2 separate regions of the Homo sapiens genome follow, and region 2 is linked to region 1. A link is a loop called in an ENCODE intact Hi-C map of the cell type or tissue named here. Cell type or tissue: HepG2. All regions are shown on one strand. Links, peaks and the distances in the headings refer to the core of each region. The heading gives the core; the rest is flanking DNA. Region 1 overlaps EPB41L2 (erythrocyte membrane protein band 4.1 like 2). Region 2 overlaps EPB41L2 (erythrocyte membrane protein band 4.1 like 2).

Region 1 (10,704 bases), core at 1,850-9,849:
TCAGTAGATCCTAACATAATTTATCCTATCAACACTTTGGTTTCATGTTTGATTTTTTGTTCCATGATATCTGTAGAATAGAATTTTATTTTCTATATGAGCTATGCTCCTATTTACAATTTCCTAGAAAATGATATGGTGTTCGCTCCTTGGGATAAATTCTAAAAATACAAGATAATGGAAGTGGGACAAGAAATCAACTGCCCCTAAGGACTTAACATATTTTTACCTTGAATATATATATATAAATTTAAGAAGCTGCTGTGAACAGAGATGTAAGAGCCTTTGACAGCCATAGAAGAAAAGCTCATTGTCTCTTCAATGGCAAAACATAAGCAGAGTGGTGACTCATCTCCAATTAAGATGCACACCCCTGGAACAACCCAACTGTGAGGTCAGGTCAGACACACGCCTCCTCCCCAGGTGCACTGATAAAAGCCACCAATGCACTGCTAGTGAAAAAGAAAAAGCCATCAGACTTTTCCATCCTCAAAACGAATGCCCTCTCACTATCAAAATGTGTACTAGCTCATCCAGTGTGTGAAAATTAATGTTCCCCACACATGTATCTTGAGGAGGAGAATCTGGTATTTTTATTATTAAGCCTCTTATGGTAACATTTCTGAAAAGAATAGAATTGCATCAAATTGTAAAGGGAAGAAGGAGAATGCCACACAGATAACATTATTTCAACATAATAAGCAGTGTAAGGCCTGGCATGGTAGCTCACGCCTGTAATCCCAGCACTTTGGGAGGCTGAGGCAGGCATATCTCTTGAGCTCAGGAGTTCAAGATCAGCCTGGGCAACATGGTGAAACCTCATCTCTACAAAAAATACAAACGTTAGCCAGGTGTGGTGGCGTGTGCTTGTAGTCTCAGCTACTCCGGAGGCTGGGGTGGAAGGATTGCTTAAGCCTGGGAGGCTGAGGCTGCAGTGAGCTGTGTTCACGCCACTGCAATCCAGGCTGGGTGACAGTGAGACCCTGTCTCAATAAATAAATACATAAATAATAAAAAATTTAAAAATAAAACAATGTGTCACATACATATTACAGGTTTGCAATGAGGATTTAATAGTCAATTAAATTACTGAGCATGTTTAAGATAGATATGTGCTTGTTTGTCTACATATTAAAAGTATATACAAATACAGCATAGAGAATAAGAGTATTGGGCTCTGTATGTCAAACACCAAAGTTCTAAATACACTTCCACTACTTACAAGCTATGTGACCCATGGCAAGACACTTAACGTCTGCTTGCCTTAATCTGCTCATCTGTGAAATGGGGATAACAGATAGCAGATACCACAGGAGGTGCGGTGAGTACTAAAAGAGTTGCAGTACATAACAATTGGTTATGATGCTATTTGAAATTAGGGTAAAAAGGATATTTAAGACAACTGATGTCTACAAAAATACACCTCAGTTCAAGGAGAAAACACGTTCCAATTCCAACACTAGCTTCAAGTCAACTCTTACTAATAATTCACATGTTCTCATTGGTTTCCATTTCAAAAATAGGAACATGCCCTCATGGGCAGAATTTCCTTACAAGATTAAGAGGAAAAAACATCCACACAGCTCACCACTACAATTTGGCAGTACATGAGGTATCAGCATGATGGCTGGACCAGTTCCTCTATCGGACCTAGTTCCTCTATCATTCAACATTTTGTAAGCATTTACTATTACTGCACCGCACCAGTGTGACAAAGTAAAACCACTTAAGTCTCCCTGTCTGTAAAATGAGGGTAATAGCTACCTCAGAGCTCACGTGAGAATAAAATTAACCCAGTGAGATGGAATATGCCTCAACCAACCATAGCAGTACTCTACTGTCAACTATTCCTTCACTAGTCCACATCTAACAAACACCAAAATGTTTCTAGATGCTAAAGCTGCTTCTCTACTATTCTTTCCTTCTCTCTCCAGGGAACAGATATTCTCAATGCTTGATGAGATCCTGATTGCACATACACATTACTTAAGCTTCCATCTGCCTCTCCACCCTCAACGAACTCAAAATCTGGAAGGAAAAGCAAAAATGCAACAACACATGAAGCACATGTTGAGAGAGCGATGTACAAAGTGCTATCAGAACACCAGGAATGGAATGAGTAAATGTGACTAACAGAAATCACAGCTGCGCCAAGAATATGATATCTGAAGGGAATCTTAGAGGAGGAAATGATTTTTTGAGGTAGAGAAAACAGATATTCAAAATAACTTACTTTTTACTTTGGATGTTTATAGAGCTTACTTTTTACTTCGGATGTTTATAGAGACTGAGTGAATTTCTGTTCAAAAGATACTGGAGGATACAGTAAAATGAAAAAAGGAAGCCATCCAGAATAAACAAGCCATGCGATATGACTGCTGGTTACCCTGTCCGACTCTCAGATGACTGTGAGGACTTGCCAAGCTAGCACTCAATCTTTATTGACCCATATGTGTCAGTTCCTATGTTAAGATACCAGGGAATCAATGATGAGCACGACAAACATGGTCTCAGGAAATTTATATGCAACTGGCAGAGAAAGAGAATGAATGGGAAGCCAAAAATAAAGCATTATGTATCTACCAATTTGGACATAATTAGGTACCTGGCCCAATTGGCTCAAAGAAAAGTGACCAGTAGCCTACAAGATAGCCTGATACAAGAGCTCTGCACAACAACAATCTTTTGCTCTGGGGATGAGGAATAGCAGATAGAATCACGACTTCCCTCAGGGAGATTAAATACAAGACAGACAGTCACACACACACACACACACACACACACACACACACACACATACACGCACAGTCATAAAGTGGTATAAACAGTAGGAAAGACAGCGAGAAGGCAATTAGCAGAAGCCAAAGGTATCACGAGGCCAACCTATATTTGCCAAAGTTATTTTCCACTGGTCCCACTCATCCCATGAGTTATATACACCACTCATTCCCAAAAAGAGCAGCAGAGTGAGACAAGAAAAATTCTCCTTGTTGCATATGATTACTGAGCACCAAAACACCTATTTGTATAACAGACACCCTGAGGAGTCCTGCAATGCAAAAACCCTGTTTCCCATTATTCCTTTCACTTGGGAAACCTGATGTTTCCCAAAACTATTTAGCAAAAGAGCCCACTATTTTTTAATACAACATTTACTAATGTATTCTACAACAGAATTTTTGTTTTAAAGACCACACCTCACTAAATGAGGTAGGAAAGAATTACAGGTTGAGCATCCCAAATCCAAAAACCCAAAATATGAAATGCTCCAAAATCCAAAAGTTTTTTAACGCCAACATTATGCTCAAAGAAAATGCTCATTGGAGCATTTCGGATTTCCAATTTCTTGATTTGGAGTGCTCAAGTATTACAAAATCTGAAAAAACTTGAAATACAAAATATTTCTGGTCCCAAGCATTTCAGATAAAAGATACTCAACCTGTACCACCATCTGACTCTAACGCAGATGTAGACACTGGTATTCACATCTGTTTGATTCAAAAATGCCAAAAGATAATCCAGTTTAAACTGGTCCAAGATTAGATATGCCCAGCTGCCTGGGAGAAGCAAGAAATTCTCATAGACAAAAATCTCAAAAAACATACATTAAAAATCACAAAACGACAAGGAAACCAGACACCATTATTGAGAGACACAGTATCAGAATCAGATCTTCAGAGACTGCACATAGTAGAATTATCAAGAACAAAACACAAAATATATATGTTTTATGTGTTTATAAGAAATATTTTAAAATATGACTAAGGAAAAAGTGAATATGAAAAAGCAGGTTTTGAAAATAATCAAATAAAACACCTAGAAATGAAAACTATAGTAACTAAATTATAATCCAAATGGACAGGATATGACAAAGCTGAAGAGAAAACCAGTGAACTGGAAGATAGATCTGAAAAAAACTATCCAGAATGTGGCTGAGAAAGACAAAGGGAAGGACAATATGAAAGAACTTCACAGACATGGAGAACAGAATGAGGGGTCTACAAATATCTCATCAGAGTCCTAGATGGAGATGAGAGAGAATAAGGGAAAGGCAATATTAAAAGAAACAACGCTATAAAACTTCAAATTAAGAAAGCTCAATGAATCCCTAGCAAAATTAATAAAATTTATTAATCTACAATGATTTTATTCTACTAATTTATTATTTATACTCAACATATAAAAGGTTCTAACACGCATTATTTTTTTAAATAGCTATAATAAAGTCATCAAGACAAGAGGGAATGAAACATAAGCTAGGGAATAAAAAGAAGGACTGAGAAGGAAAATTGTAACAAAAAAACACAGAAAAGTCACTCCTAAGAAACCTAAAACAGATGTGCTTTGGAGGCTTATTCAAAAAGGCAAACAAAATAAGTAGTACATTTCTTCTTATATTCTAAAAAGCATCAGATTATCAGGTGACACATATTAAATGCTACATATGAATGTTCCAAGTTATAACATTTATAGCACTAATGTTCAATCAAACTCGATTGGGTCGGCTCAGACAGCAACACCATCTAGTGGCTCACAACTTTGTCTTCACACTGTTCACAACACATTCCATAAATAATAATTCTCTTTGGGGTGGGGGTGAAGAACCAAGGCACAATGCATAATGGTAGCACATAAAAATGTACAGGGGCATGTAAGTTGAAATTGTTCCTCAAAATAGTTCTTCCTTTCCCCCGAGATTCTGGTATGTTCCATCTTTCTTGAGAATCACCAATTCTTAACAATACGGAAGAAAAGTACTGCAGTATAATCACAGTGTCCTGGGCTTGACCCCCAGCCCTACTCTTAACAGCTCTGTAACCACAGTAAGTTACGTAACTTCTCTATGCCTCAGTTCCGCTCTTTAAAAGTACCCACCTTATAATGGTGATGAGATAATTAAATGAAGTATGTTTAAAGTGATCAATAAAATGTTTGGCTTATTACATGGATTCATTAAAGCCAGCTGAAATTACAAGACCTTTTTGAGCTGCTCTAAAATAATAATTGATTTTAAATATGATTTTAAAGTTTTCCATTATCTAATCAAACTTTCTTATTTCACAAATAAGAAAAATAAGGTTATAGAAAGTTTATCTAATTTTTCAGTCTGATTTCTGAATTTCTTTTAAAATAATTAAATTATTATGTATGCTCTTAATATACACTAATATTCCACACTTCTATCCAGGAAAGTAATTTTCTTCCATTAACATTGCTTTTAAAAAAAAAAAAATCAACAACTTGAATTCTACTGTATAAAAAGGACTACAAATATACATTTGTTAACCAAGCAAAATATACACATAATTTTGCTTCATAACTTTCACCTAAGATACCAGTACACGTAGTTGCTTCATTAGTTGTCACAGCAATTTTGGGGTATTGCCCCAGATAAAGAGAACCACTTACTGACTTATCAAGACATATTCTAATTTTTTTCCTCTGATTTATTTACAAGTGTCAAAACTACCTCTACTTGTATACAAATCTCCAAAATATCCTTCCCTATGAAGCCTGTTCCAATCTCTCAATATTGCATCATTCTCCTTCAAGAGCATTATTCACATCTATGGCACTTATTCTTCTATTCTACTCCTTTTGATACTTATTACTTTCAGATACTGAGTTCTTTAAGAAAGAGGACATCTTACTTCAATGCCTCCTACTGAGTAATTAGCTGACTAGTAGGCCAAAAGATAGCTGCTGATGGAACGGCTCAATGCCATAAGGCCAGTCAAAAAGTTGGCAGAGTTGAGTCTAGAATTCAGGCCTGCTGGTTTCTTACACAATCTTCCTTACCTAGCTGATGGACTACCAACCCATAATGTTCAAGGACCTAAACCAAACACACACTGCCAACTAGTTTCTGGGAGAAGACCAGCACAGACCAACACTTCATTTTCACAATTCTACATTATGCTTATACTCTTCCTTAGTAAACTAGGGCATTTCCAAATACATTTTGGGAACTAGAGGGAAAAAGCCAATCTGCCCCTTCCTCTTAAGAGTAGGCCATACCTCATCTTTATGCAGAAAGGACAGGGGGTTTCCTAGTCTTGCACATTCCTCCACTAAGACATCACTTTCGCTGTCATTTCTTCTTGCTATCTGAAGCATGCCTTTGCTTTGTTTCTGTTCTTACAGTAGAATCTTCATAAAGTACAATCCGAGTCAATCTCTATTCTAATAATATGATATCAAGTTTATTAAACAATAAAAACCATGCAACTGTTAATAAAACTTGCCAAATACACTTCAAAAAGAAATATTTTGAATATAACTTTCTATATTAAATATCAACAAGCTTAGCTATCTATTTTTCGTCTGTCTGCCTCTCCCTAACCCTACTTATACCACTCACTAGCAATATAAAGTTAACGGGTTGAAAACTTTAAAACAATAAACAAAAAAAGCCCTTTGGTCTACTTTCCAGGTATCAGAGTTTTAGTTTTTTTAAAAACCTATATATTATAGATACCCACAAAAGAGAGACAAAACAAGACAATTTGGATGGGCTCAAAATACATTATTCAAAAATTAGAATGCTAGCTTTTGGGAACTTTCATTTAAAAAGAAAAAGAGTAAATGAAATCTACTGCAGATGCAGCCCAAGGAAGGCAGGCTGGAATCTGAGAGGCTGAGCAAAGTCCCCCATGCCTGTGCTGTTATTTGTGGCATTCAACACTGAGGCCAAAACATGACATTTCTGGAGGCCTCTCAACTTGGAGGAATTTGTGCAACTGCTTACCCGGCAGATTGTAGTGAATGCCACACACCACTGGCGTTTTATAAACACCATCACTGTCTCCGTGTAGGGCCCTCCACACTGCAGTTATTGTGTGCTGAGGAGACGATGATGGGAAGCGCACAATGCAATCTATACATTACAGCCCTGAAGCTATGTATTTTGCACTAGCTCCAAACAACACTATGCAAATATAAAAGGCCAAGGAAAGAAAGGTATGCACAGAGCAAACACAACAACTGATACATTGTTGGGGGAGGAGGATGGGAATCCAATAAAACCATACGGAAGAAGAGAGAGTGTCTCAAATCCAAGGCTGTGATTTATCAGATAATTATTTTCTTACCAATCTAAGGGAGCTGTCAACACATCTCTTTCCCAAAGTTCATTCAAACCCCAGGAAAAAGAAACCCTGGTCAATTTTGTGTGTGTGTTAAAAACATAATTCCAGTAGTAAATGAGACATTGATATAGTAAAGGAAGATTCTTAAGAAAAGCTTCCCTGATCATTAGTAAGAATTAAGTTTGAAAACGTTTTTTCCAAATACTCAAAAAAGATACATATTATATATAATATACAAACATATGCATGTAGATACATAAATATAGAAGACATATACATAAATACATATTTCTCTTTTCTAAGAGATGGGGTCTTGCTCTGTTGCTGAGCCTGGAGTGAAGTGGCACAATCCTGGCTCACTGCAGCCTCAAACTTCTAGGCTCAAACGATCTTCCTGCCTCAGCCTCCTGAGTATCTGAGACTACAGGTGCATGCCACCATGCCTGGCTAATTTTTAAAATGTTTTGGTAGAGGCAGATGGGGTTTCATCATCTTACCCAGGCTGGTCTCTAAAACCTCTGGGCTCAAGCAATTCTCCCACCTTGGCCTCCCAAAGTGCTGGCATTACAGGTGTGAGCCACAGCACCCGTCCCTTTCTTTTTGTTTTCTTTTTTTTTTTTTTTTGTAACTGAAAAATTTTTTTCAAACTTAATTTTCATTAATCAGGAAAACTTTGTATATACGTATACAAGTAAACAGTTAAGATAGATAAGAGATTTACGTAAACATGTTGGATTCTTACAACATATTTTTCTTGTATACTATTCCTTAGAGAATAAACCAAAAAAAGGAAGGGAGGGAGAAAGGAAAACTTCTCACAGTTCATTAAGGATTGCCACATCTTTTCCATTCCACAGGATTCAAAGGATTATGACAGAATATTGGGGGAATTTTGCAGTGTTGTTGACAGGAATGACACAAAATACCATTCAATGTAGTTTCAGTTGCTAAAAATTAAAATTAAAAAGCTGCTGCTTAGAAAAACACACACTAGACTAGAACAGACTGCAAAGATACCCTCCAGTAACTGTAACCTGCAATCATTTAAAAGGAAATCCTAGTAAAGCTATAAGCACACAGGTTCACCTTTAATAAAATCACATAGATACTTTGACTCCTTACTTGCCCTTCTTACTTGTTATATAAGTAAGGCCCTTATTTCATGAGCACGATGCTTCCAAGCCCATCAAGTCTAAGAGCAGTATTCAATGGAATGTTCTTCCACCCCAGTCTGCTGGGTTTTGAAATATTTCAGAATTCTTAACTGAGCATATAATTAATCTCATAAGCAACTCGGTAAGCTTAAACAAGATGCAAAAATATATTTCATTTTTATGCTATGTGGAAAATGGCACCAAAAAAATCTGAAATCCTGCTACCAACATTATTAACACAAAAAAACCCACTGTCAATAACAGTTGAAGTCTATGATATGGCCCCTTTTTTTAAAAAGAAAATAAATGCTAATTTTTAGTTTTAAACAATATCAACCTTTTAATATCTCATTCATAACTACACACGAATTTATTTCTTAGGCAGTTGTAGTTTTTATCTCCTGCAGCCCAGAAATTTTCAATAGTTTTCAAGACACAAGAATCAGCTAGTAGACTAGGGTGTGCCCACTTGGAGGACTTCTATCTCCAAACAGGTATGCAGAAGGCTATTCCAGGAACCAATTCCCACTCCTCACATTTACATTCTAGCTCCACAACAAACCCAAAGCCAACCTCTGGAATGAAGATGCAGAAAACCTCAAAAAAGCCCCCAGAGCAATGGATCTTAAAGCTTGCTAAGAAAACCATATTTGATGACATGTAAATACCCACAAATTTTATACAAAAAAAGTTTTTTTGCTTAAACAAGACAATAAACACCTCTGTCAGTTCTAGTATGTCAGTTGCTCAGCCATTCATAAAATACAGCCCTGCAGGCATTCCATAAATGCCTTCCTTTGGTAATAAAAGTTTAATGGAATAGTATTCTAGCTTATGAGGAAGAATTATCTAAATCTTCATTTGCTCTAAGTAAACAGCTGCTAAATAGCCTGCTAAATTTGCAACTTCTTATCTGCAAAAAACAAATATTTCTACTCTTAGAGTTTATTTCAGTGGGAAATAAGTTCACCTTTGACATTCTACATTTTTGTAACACAACTGGTTATAGCCAATGTCTCTCTTCTGACCCTCCAACAGAAGGGTAAGTCCTTGGACACTAGGGATTGGTTTATTCAAAATTACAAGATAAAATATACTATTTTTAAATCTTGTGGGGTTTTTCTTACTTGTAAAAGTACTAAATAGGGTTTAATTTTTCAGTCTAACCAAGTTATTTAAATTACAAAGACATTGCAAATATATAAGTGGCATACGTTTACATTAAGGCCCTTCTAAGCCAAATAGTGATAAAATACAAGAATACTAGAAATTTATCCAAGGCATACGACTTAAGTATTTTCATCAGAAATTTAAGAAAGCTGGTAAAATCCTGAGAAAAATATATAATCAGGATTTTAAAATATAATAACAATTAGAGTTAATATTTATCAAGCCCTTACTATGTCCTAGGCATTGCTCAAAACAAATCATAACCAAATTCAGCTATCGATTAGTTAGCAAACAGCTGTGAAGTAAAGGAACCCAAACATGCACTTAGTAAGACCTCCTACAGTCTTAACGTGAGGCCTCTCAAAGCAGTTCTTAACTCTGGCTGCACAAATGCTCCAGCCGGCATCAGACCCGCTGAATTAGAATCTACAAAAGAAGAACCTGGGCATCTGTAACTTTTTATTTAGACCAGTTTTAGGTTCGCAGCAAAATTGCGCATAAGGTACAGAAGTTTTCCATATATTCCCTGCTTTCACACATGCATAACCTCCCCCATTGGGATAATTACCAACATCCCACACAGTGGGTACATTTGTTACAACTGGTGAACCTCCACTGACATGTCGTTATCACCCAAAGTCCACAGTTTATGTCAGGGTTCACTCTTGGTGTCCTGCATTCTATGTGTTTGGACAAATGTACAATGACACGTATCCACGATGTATTATAGCATCATACAGAGTAACTTCATTGCCCTAAAAACCCTAAAATTTTTTTAAAAGCTTAACCAACAAATTTTTAAAAGCTTAACCATGAGGCAGTCAGCAAAGAGGATCCCTGTCCCAGCATTCAACTATCTGCCTGCATACTCCAAATCCATCAATTTTCAGTTTTCAATCTGGCCAGGCTACATCCCATGGTGTATATGTGCTCCTTTTGTCCCTTTCAAAGACCCAGATAGAAAAGCCAGGATAATAAATCAAATGCTCAATTATTCACTTAAAATGCTTTAAAAAAAAAATGATTGGCTGGGCGCGGTGGCTCATGCCTGTAATCCCAGCACTTTGGGAGGCCGAAGCAGGTGGACCGTGAGGTCAGGAGTTCAAGACCAGCCTGGCCAAGATGGTGAAACCATGTCTCTACAGAAACTACAAAAAATTGCCAGTTGCAGTGGCAGGTGGCTGTAATCCCAGCTACTCGGGAGGCTGAGGCAGAATTGCTTGAACCAGGACAGCAAAAGTTGCAGTGAGCCAAGATCGTGCCACTGCCCTCCGGCCTGGGTGACAGAGTGA
Region 2 (10,704 bases), core at 957-8,956, 69 kb before region 1:
TTGGGACGCCAACGCGGGCGATCACTTGAGGACAGGAGTTCGAAACCAGCCTGGCCAACATGGTGAAACCCAGTCTCTACTAAAAACACCAGGCTTGGCTGGCGCACGCCTGTAATCCCAGCTACTTAGGTGGCTGAGGCAGGAGAATTGCCTGAACCGGGAAGTGGAGGCTGCAGTGAGCCAAGACTGCACCACTGCACTCCAGCCTGGGCAACAGAGTGAGACTTTGTCTCAAAAAAAAAAAAAAAAGTCTAGGAAAGAATGCTAAAACAAAGAGAAAATTTTACTAGGACAGAGAATACCATATCTCATAAGGAAACTGCATTTGAAATAAAGCCATGCAATTTTTTCTTTTGCTGTCAGCTGCCTAAGGGGACAACTGCATTTCTTGTTTGCATGATAGTTTCTGTCAGCTGTAAGGATACTAAACAGAAACCCTAAGCCTCGTTTCGTTTAAAAAAAGGTAAAGCTACCAAAAAAAAAAAAAAGACATCATTTTCATACAGAAAATTTTTTGCACAGAAACTTGGAAGACATTTGAGGGTGCTTAAATTTCCACCAGGGAACAAACTCTTGTGAGTGACCTGTGTTGGGACAATAGAGAAATAAAACATGGAACCAGACTCCAATCTGGGCAGTAGCAGAAGTGTTTGTCAAGGCGGGAGAGTGAATGGCTGGAGGGCTAGCGTGGAGCAGGAGTGGGAGCAGGTATCTGGTTCCAGGGAAGGGCAGAGAAGCTTTTCAACGTGTTGACTGGAATGGGAATAGGAAAGGGAGAGGAGGCACAGGGGTGCAGTTCTACATTGTGTTTGTGTGTGTCTTCAGAGGGAAGGAGATTGGAATGATCCAAGCCATTTACTACATGTTGGTTTGTGCAGTCCACACTGGGAAAAGTCAAAGACAAGGACAAGCTCTGATGGGAGCCAAACGTAGCTACAGACAAATGATCAAATACTTTGAGTATCTGATCTACAAAGATCTGCCTACAATAAAGCAGGGCAACTGTTCAAGAGAAAATGTAGATGATGCCCAAGGGAAGGCAACACATATGAAATACACTCTAATTCACAGAAAGATTGGGAAAAGCAAAAACTGCTACAGTCATCTTGAAACACATTCAAAATCAGTTTGTTAAAACTCCTTTCATTCCATAATATCAGCATGCAAAATTAAATACTGTAAAATGTTAATTTATTATGGCAATAATAAGGATTATGAGAAAACATCACATCTTACTGCCAAATTTTATTTTTATTTTTATTTTTATTTTTTTGAGACGGAGTCTCGCTCTGTCGCCCAGGCTGGAGTGCAGTGGCGCGATCTCGGCTCACTGCAAGCTCCGCCTCCCGGGTTCACACCATTCTCCTGCCTCAGCCTCCCGAATAGCTGCGACTACAGGCGCCTGCCACTGCGCCCGGCTAATTTTTTTTCTATTTTTAGTAGAGACGGGGTTTCATCGTGTTAGCCAGGATGGTCTCGATCTCCTGACCTCATGATCTGCCCGCCTCGGCCTCCCAAAGTGCTGGGATTACAGGCTTGAGCCACCGCGCCCGGCTCTTACTGCCAAATTGAGCAATTATTTCTTAGAAAGAAATACACTCTGAAGAGACACTGCAGTGTATTTTACCTCTCCTTGGTATGGAGCTGAAAGTATCATGACCAGCACAGGGTGAAGAATCTGCAAAGCAAGTTTCTGTAAAAGCATGCCTCTTTGATTTGCCAACACAAAAAAGATTTCTTGTTTTCTGTCTGGCCCAGTGAAAGTGTCCTTCCATTTTAAGATGCCTTTTTTATTTTTAATTTTTTTAATTTTGAGATGGAATCTTGCTCTGTCGCCCAGGCTGGAGTGCAGTGGCGCCATCTCCGCTCACTGTAAGCTCTGCCTCCCAGGTTCACACCATTCTCCTGCCTCAGCCTCCCAAGTAGCTGCAACTACAGGTGCCCGCCACTACACCCGGCTAATTTTTTGTATTTTTAGTAGAGACAGGGTTTCGCTGTGTTAGCCAGGATGGTCTCCATCTCCTGACCTCGTGATCTGCCCACCTCGGCCTCCCAAAGTGCTGAGATTACAGGCGTGAGCCACCGCCCCCAGCCTGAAGATTCCTTTTAACGTAGGCAAGGAACTGAAAAAGATGTCAATGTTATGAAGGTCACTCTATGATCAACATCGGATTTTGACAGCAAAGCGATTTCATCATTTAATTTAAAGTAGCTCTGTCATCTCATTACAGGCTTAAAGGAGAAAGTGAACCCCCAACAGCTTCTGGTGACAAGCAGACCAAAAGCCACAATCACATTTACTCAAAAATGTTGGCCAGGTGTGGTAGCTCACGACTGTAATCCCAGCACTTTGGGATGCCGAGGAGTGTGGATAACCTGAGGTCAGGAGTTCGAGACCAGCCTGGCCAACACAGTGAAACCCCATCTCTACTAAAAACACAAAAACTAGCCGGGCGTGGTGGCGGGTGCCTATAATCCCAGCTACTCAGGAGGCTGAGGCAGGAGAATCACTTGAACCCAGGAGGCAGAGGTTGCAGTGAGTCCAGATCGTGCCACTGCACTCCAGTCTGGGCACCAGAGGGAGACTCCATCTCCCCAAAAAAAAAAAAAAAGTTTATGCTATCTCACAAACATAAAAAGGCAAAATCTCTGTTCTCTTCATTTGGATATCTGACCTCAGTTTTAGAAAGGGCTGAAACATGACATCATATACAAAAAAGGAGATTACTGTCCTTGCAACAGCAGCAGTTAAGGCTGCTGGGTCATCATGATTTTTTAAGAGTCAGGTGTATATGTTATTTTGGCACTTGTATTTCAGATTGTGTTTTTAATATTTGCCTTTCAGAAGCAGTACTATCTAGATTTGAATTTTGGGGTAAAACAGGCCAAAATATTCTTTTGCCTTTTATAACAAAATTATTTTGGCTTTTGTTATAAAAGGCAAAACAATACACATAAGTAAAACCTGAGTACTGGAAAGGTGGCATTTTAAAGTGTGTAAAGGGCCTAGGTTCAATGGGGAGAGGGGGGTGGAAGAAACAATGGCTGGGAGAAGACCCTAGTTTGCACTTTCCACCATGCCAAAAAATGTGAGCTTGTGCTTCACATATTCTAGGAATTCAATGAGTGCTTATTGAGAAGAGTCCCAGAGAGAAAGAAGCAGGTTTACTCCAATTTCTCAGGCGAAACTCAAGACTGTTCCAGTGGATAGTAGAATAAATCCCCTCTGGAAAACTGGAGGCTTGTTTCCACATAAGTCACTCATTTTCCCATGGTAAGCAGACAAGTGTACTAATGCTCTCTAGGAATCTCCAGTCCTATGTCCTATGTCAAAATCCAGAGTCAAGGCAACCTTTTAACCTCTAATAACTCTTAAGAAAATTTTAAAAGTACATTACGAATATGTAAGTCAAATCATACTTACAAAGGTCAAAAAAATTGGGAGTAATTTTCTTCTTAGGCATGAAAAATCCATTTATCTCTGATCACATATAGGCTGCCTTTCTCAAATGAGGAATTTTGTTCTCTAAAATTTTCTTTCCTGAGCTCAGTATTGTGTCCAAAGCTGTGTAACTATCGTTAGCTCCTACTCCCCAGCTGAGATAGTCAATTGAATATTTCTTTTCCTTTTCTTCAAGTTGTTATAAAAGGAAAACAGCTTGGTCTCCTTTAAAGCTGAGTTAAAATCACTTTTAAAAAAATTGTCAGCATCACTTGGGACTGCAGTCTAAAATTAAAACTGCTCTCAAAGTCTCCAGCAGTTCCATTCATCACCTGCTCAAAGCCATGCATGCTGCCAAATTTAACATTAGAATGGAGGCATGATTCTTTTAAAAAATTTTCAGAATCAATGTAAATTTTCACTTTGTAAGAAACCTTGTATTACCTCCCCTCCCCCAATAATCGCAATAGGAGAAAACACCTGGAAGTAAATAGCTCAACTTTTCTAATGCCATAAATATACTTGAAAAGTTCCTAAAAGTAGGCATAGGTCAAGCTTAGTGGCTTTCTTCATTTTTTGGAAACTGGTGCATTGAACTGCCATTCATTTTTAAATATTTGATCACTTGCCTTTAAACCAGGCCCACACGAATCTTATGTTTTCCAGAAATCCTCCAGATTACGTTGACCCAAAAGTGCATGTAAAGCCAGTGGGAAATAAAGAGAAATCTGTGTTTTATTCTGATTCAGAGGTAGGAAAGCTTGTATCCAGGCTGTGTCTTTATGTCCTGCTTAGGAGGTGGACTTCATCCAGGAGGTTTGGGGAGAAGAGGTTTACACAGGTATGCGACATGATGACAAATGTGAAACTTAGAAAACAAACAGGGCCATTTCCAAAACTAGAACTTAACTTATTTACCTGGTCATGATCAATATCTCCATCTCCTGTGATCACAATGCGTTTCTCAATTCTTGTTTCAGAAATTCCACCTTTTACAGTCTAAAGGTCATAAAGGAGAAGAAGAAAAAACAGCAATCACTGAAGCACGTTTACACAGTCAGAGCAAACAGAGATGGGAGTCCACCTAGACCTGTGGATCATTGTAAGGCCACACACAACAAGCAGCAAAAGACTGATATTCTAGAAACACTTTGTGCTTTATTTTTAGGCTCAATAGAGAATCCTATTACTAAAGTTATAGCATCCACAAGTATCCCTCAGCTGAGAGCAACCTTAAAACTCATTTATCAATATTCAAGATGGCATCTGTCCCATCTTAATCTCACTTGATTAAGATAGGACAGATATTATTTAATCCAAGTAGTTCCTTTAAGGGAATTCTGTTATAGTTTCCCGAGTTTCTTTACTCCTAGCTGGCCAATTTTTAAAAAGGAGAGTAGGGAGAAATCAGTTACTTGCAGAATTACAAGAAATTATAAGAATTTAGGTATCTGTTTTTGGTTTGAGAAACTGTTTGATGTGATATATATTTTTTTCCCATCACAGAAGACTTCTGTATGATGTGATGGTTTTGACTGATGGATTCTGAGCATACAAATTTATTTGCTGATTTTGTTTATTGCATTTAGTGCAATAATTTTAAAAAGGATTTGCTTTGGTTTCAGATACGGAAGATGGATGAGATTTTTGTTGAATGTTTGATTTGATGACACCCTGCGTAAGTAGTCATACACGTAGACATGGCGCATGGCTAGACAAAGGCTGCGAGCGGGGCTGGAGGAGGGAGCTCCTGGGGGAACTGCCTCACAGCGTTATGGGCTCCGTACAAGCTGCGAGTGCCTGGGGCACACTGGATGAGGCTGAGGAGATCATCTGGCTGTGACCTTCTAAACAGTCAATAAGCAAATACCACACGGTCCTGGGAAAGCGCACATCCAACATTTACAACTCTGATAAATGTACACTCTCAGTCACAAGTGACAGCATTTTACCATAACAAACCAGGCTTATCACTATGCTTAATAACTGGATATGCTTTAAAATGAGCACCAACAGTACCTTGCATTTATGCGGCATTTTTAAATTTACAAATTACTTTTGCTGTTTTTTAAATTGTTGTTGAAACATGGGTTGGGAAGGGCACAAGGGACACCTTTAAGACCTTTAGACACTTATCCAAAGTAAAAAACAGAAGAAGGAAATAGTGGAAAATAAGGCTGGAGTTAGAAAGCTGATGACTTCAGCATGCATCAGAATCACTGGAAGCTTCTTAAGACAATTCTAAGGTTTCAGGAGGACTGGAGTGGGGCCACGCTATTTATACTTCTAACAATGCCCCGGGTGAAGCTGATGCTGCTGATCCAGGGATGACTGGTTACCCAGTGCTAAACATTTAGAGAATTATGCAGGGAGGAACAGGGGAATGCCCCAAATCAGTATACTAGCGATCTTAAATGAGGGAAATTCTACATTATTTGAACAACTTGCTGAAAATTCTGAATGATGGCCTTCATTCATTCGCTTTAGTCAGGAGGGCTGGTTTAATAAAAGTAGAAGCACAAGTTTGTTTTTATAAATTATAAATTTTATTAAATTATTTATGGTTTTGTAGCTATCTTACATATAGCTATTCGTAACATATTTTTACCCCCTTGTACTTCACAAAATTGCAATTTGGCTTGAATGCATTTGTCAATGGAGCCTAATTTCTTGGATACTTTAAACCAAGGCATTTTGATTCCGCTGGCACTGTCTGTATCTTACTTGGAAGTGTGTACAGGAAGAGAGAAACAATTCAGAAAAGATTCTGTCTGTAATGTACCATCCTCTCCATATGATCCCCTGCATTGCTTTACCTTGGTGATGTGTGTGGTTGTCGTTGTTGACACGGACTCAGATGTGATGGTTTGTGCGGTCAGTAACGTGCCCGAATCACCACCAGCCCCGCCATCAATCTTTGGATAGTTGGGGGAAAAATACAAAGTAATGCTTAACTTCTGTTATGTTGTCAGAGAAGATCCCCGCCCCATCGAATATGCATCTTTTAAAATCCATGTGGTTTGCGTGTTTGCAGTAGTAATTACCATCCAGGAGAGCGGCTGGTATTTGAAACCGAGTAGAGGCAAAAGGCTAGGTGCACATGGAGAAGCAAACTCAACTGTGTGAGTGGAGAAAAGAGAGGAGAATGGACATAGTAGGTGGGACTGAAAGCTACAAGGGAATTATGACAGAATTTGTCTGAAGGACTTTTGCACAAGCTAGAAAATGAAACTAGAGAGCCAGGCAGAGAAGTTTCCACAGTGACCAGAAGCGCTGAGTTTGTTGTTTTTTAAGCACAGGTGGGTAAAAATAGATAAACATTTTATCAAATTACCAAGCAACAGAACCTGACCAGGACAAACTGAATCTGCATGATTTGGTTATCTGCTTACCTCTAGCGATTGTTTTCATCAACTACATTGTTCCTGTAATAGTTTGCATGTTGTGAGCATATATACGGGCACATATATTTCAATACTGCACATACGCATGTGCTCCTACATATATATAAATCCCATACATATGTTAAAATAGATTTTAACTTGTTTGCTTTGATATTGAAAGATGCAGAAGATTCTAGAGTTTCCAAGGGGAATCAATGAAGCAAATTAATAGCCTAACAGTTTATGTTAAGATCACGAAACATATTTGCCCTCTGTTTCCTGACACTGACACGAGGAAATAACTGGACGGTCCAGAGCCTTTCTGACTGTAAGAGGAAATCTCTTTCAAACTTGGGTCATGCACCTGTATGTCTTCATTCTGGCAACTTATCACAGCACAGACACATCACTAATGCTCCCCCGCCAAGCTGTTCATAAGAAACCTATTTGTGCTTATGTGGGATCAAGGCACACACAAGGATGCCATATCCAAAATAATTTTCAGATGTGTTTCACACATGCATGCATTAAACCTTTTAAAAAATATTCTGAGAGGTCAATAACCTGACATCCTCCACCATGATACAATTCTACCACAGAAGGTTCATCTTCTAAGTGGAGAAAATATTTATTTTATATTCTATTTTGAAATCATGAATGCTTTATCTTTTTTTGTTATTCTTAAGGTTAAACATCTTAATGCTTATTCCAAATCTTTACAGAACCAATGTGTGAAAACCTAAAATCAAACACACAAATCTGATAATTATTTAGACACATGGTATCACCATTCACATATGAATGACTACATAGGTCTTTAGAAAATAATTCCACACGAAGGAGAAGCACAGGTGTGTGTGCCTGTGTGTGTTTGTGTGTGTGTGTGTGTGTATGTGTGTTATTACAAGCAAGAATGAGTTGATTGGGTCAATCTTCACGGAGTTAGAGAGGGAAAGAAGCCTAAATCACATCCACAATTAGATCGGATTATTATTAATCGATGAATTATATCAGATAAACTTTGCAAGACAATTTGTTTCCTAAGTGTACACAAACATTCTTAGATATGTCAACTCAGAAATGGCTTTCAATCATATGAACAAGATTGATACTGTCTGTCCTAAATAATCATATGTACAGTTCCCCTATAATTACTGGGTTACCAATTTAATTGCAGCTCTCTGTCTCAATCTAAGAGAACATAGCAAATTATGTTGTTGAAGTACACTTACAAAGTGCAGATACAAAAAGCTACATCAAAGCCAGAAACATGTAAACTAAGAGAAGAAAGAATGAAAACATAGATACACTAAGGGAAAAAAGAGCTCGAACAGTCCAAGTCTAGAGCTTTTGTACCTGTGGAGACTCATATGTGATGGTTTTGGTCTCAGTTTGGACAATGGGGACTTCCTTGGTGGAGATTTCTGTCCTTTGTGAGGCATCAGAAATTGTTACCATCTCTGTTTTTACCACTGGTGGCTGAGGTGGAAAAGGAAGGGAAAAATAAATTCTAGAGGTAATAAAGTAAAAGTGTTTAATGGAACCTTCACAAATAATAGTAAGAAACATATCCAAACACACACTCATGCACAAAAGAAAAGAGTAAAAGCAAACAACCTAAAACAAACAAAAGAAATAAAAGAAAAATTTTCCTTCAAATATATCATATATACACATACATACATGTGCACATAGATACGTACATATATATGAATGTGTGTATGTGTACATACACATATATGAAAAATAAGTTGACATGATGGCTTCCTAAATTATGTTACTCTTTAAATTAAGATGGTCCCAAACTACTTTTATGTCAAGCCTAGTGTATAGTGACACACACACACACACACACACACACACACACACACTCTCTCTCTCTCTCTCTCTCTCTCTCCTCCTCCCTCCTTAGCTTTGGGCAAGTAATAATAAATTGAAAAGAAAATAGAATGAACTATGTGAAGTGACTTGTCTCTATTTTTATTATAATTTAAAGGACCACATAGTTTGTGTGAAGGCTCACTGCCTTTAACTGGCATGCCAGCTAGGTAGGCTAAGATTTGTTCTTCTGCCCACAATACCTTTTCTGCCTTATTGTTAACAGACACACCATTTTCAGAAAGGATGTCTTCAAGTATTACTGTTTTCAGTTATACCTGTCTAAAATTTGCAGTGTTTCTTCTGTATTACCTAAGTTAAAATGCTCTATCTAAAATTACTCCATCAATGTTACACCAATGCTTTGAACAATTTAAAACATTAAAGGAAATATTCAACGGCTTATTAACATTTTAGTCTGCCGAGTATGCATGCTTAATATTAATGCAACACCAGACTATACTACTACCAAAATACTGCAGTACTTTCTTTGAGAGAACATTCTCAACAGGCATAATTATTTAAAGAGGAGTAACGATATGTTAAATACAGAATAGTTCAAAGTGTTCAAAGACTCTTGAAAAATCTTCTCTAAAGTGAAACAGAAGTTTAAAAGTAACATGGTTAAAATCCACTTAATTATTTTAAGACAAAGTCACTTCAACATTTTCCATCCCATCGAAGAGAACAAAATAAATCTCTGTACTGTGGGCATTTAATATTAAAATCAAGAAATATTCCCAAGGAAATAAACCCTCCCTCAGCCTAACTCCCAAATGAGAGACACTGCACTTAGTGACCAAAAAGTTCTCTTCTTTGAAAAGAAAAAGATTCATGTCCAATGTATAGATAATCCACAAAACATATAATCATCTGGCAAATACTCCAGAATTGACATCAGGATAGAATGAGAAGCGAGGATATCCTCCTATCAAATAGCCTAGCCTCTGGCTGCCTGGAAGAAAAGAAAGGCTCTTAACAAAACCATACAACCCCTGCAATCCCAAAACAGAAATCACAGTGGCATTCAAGAAATAACATTCTCATCACTGCTGGATACTGCATTCAGAGAACCACGGTAATCAGAGACTGCTGTCATTTCTAAAACTCTGAAGCTGAAGAATGAGCCAAGAAGTCAAACCCAATCATGACATCAGGGGCACACACACTCAGCAGTGACCATTTTTTTTTTCAACATTACATATACATTTTTCTAATTAAACCAAAAGGGGAAAAAAAGGCATTTAGTGTGAGGAAGCAGTGCAACTGAAGACAAAACAGTTGAAAACACCCAAAACATGCAAAGAAAAATTTAAATGTGAAAAGGGAAGGAAAAATTGATGTGGTGCTTCTAGGAAAGTTTACCCTACAGGTGTCCAGTGGCCGCAGAGAAGCTGGAACCCATGAACTGGGCGGGCAGAAAATCCACAAAGCAGTGCTTCCCCCTTCCTCCCATGAGAGAGAAAAATCAGATTCTTGTTGAAAAAAGCTGAAGAACTGGGAGGACAGGAGAAGAAAGGCAGGAGTTCCCCATCTGAGAAGCAGCTCTAGAGTTTGGCTCCCACCTGGGACTCCCATTTACCTCTGAACAACAAATAATTTGTGGCAAAACATCAATGTCAACATGGGACACCTCTCCGTTAACTTTCTGTGGCTCTTCCTCTGCTTCTTCTCCCATGTCTTGCTTAAGAGCGCCTTCGTGTACACTCTTCTCTCCGGGTATCTTTTGGGCACCTACATTTTCCTGGATCACTGTTTCTACTGTGATTACACTGGCACCTGCTTGTGTGACTGGGCTGGCTTCGGGCACTGCTTCCTCCCTCTCTACTACCTTGGCTGCCGGGCGGGGTTCTTCCTCCACCTCTTCTTCATACTCCTGTTCCTCCCTGATGGTGCCCTCGGTCACTCGGTGGTGGGGACGGTACTCTCCCACGTCTTCCTCCTCACTCTCACTGCTGCTGCTGCTGCTCTCAGAAGACAGGGAGGTGGAGTCTTTTTGTG

The links. A loop is a pair of places that touch in the nucleus more often than their neighbours do. Peaks named below come from ENCODE experiments on the same cell type or tissue, not always from the same donor. Only the 100,000 strongest peaks of a DNase experiment are listed, where the experiment ranks them.
Region 2: it touches region 1 in a loop (8-fold over the local background); 2 of 110 quality-filtered maps call a loop at or near these places.

What each region holds. Positions count from the first base shown.
Region 1 is chr6:130,927,101-130,937,804 of GRCh38, forward strand. All of the region lies in intron 3 of EPB41L2 (erythrocyte membrane protein band 4.1 like 2), which reads right to left. Among named protein-coding and RNA genes, the nearest start is that of SMLR1, 110 kb to the left of the region's middle. RefSeq lists a silencer at 2,109-2,403 and an enhancer at 4,388-4,557. In HepG2, for the core only: no CTCF peak of the experiment used is centred there; DNase peaks (open chromatin) are centred at 6,821 and 7,961; H3K4me3 peaks cover 958 bases.
Region 2 is chr6:130,859,278-130,869,981 of GRCh38, forward strand. EPB41L2 (erythrocyte membrane protein band 4.1 like 2) reads right to left here. Exons shown (of 20, transcript NM_001431.4): 15 at 10,286-10,704; 16 at 8,182-8,304; 17 at 6,259-6,357; 18 at 4,361-4,441. Among named protein-coding and RNA genes, the nearest start is that of SMLR1, 37 kb to the left of the region's middle. RefSeq lists an enhancer at 4,272-4,566. In HepG2, for the core only: no CTCF peak of the experiment used is centred there; DNase peaks (open chromatin) are centred at 4,434 and 5,284.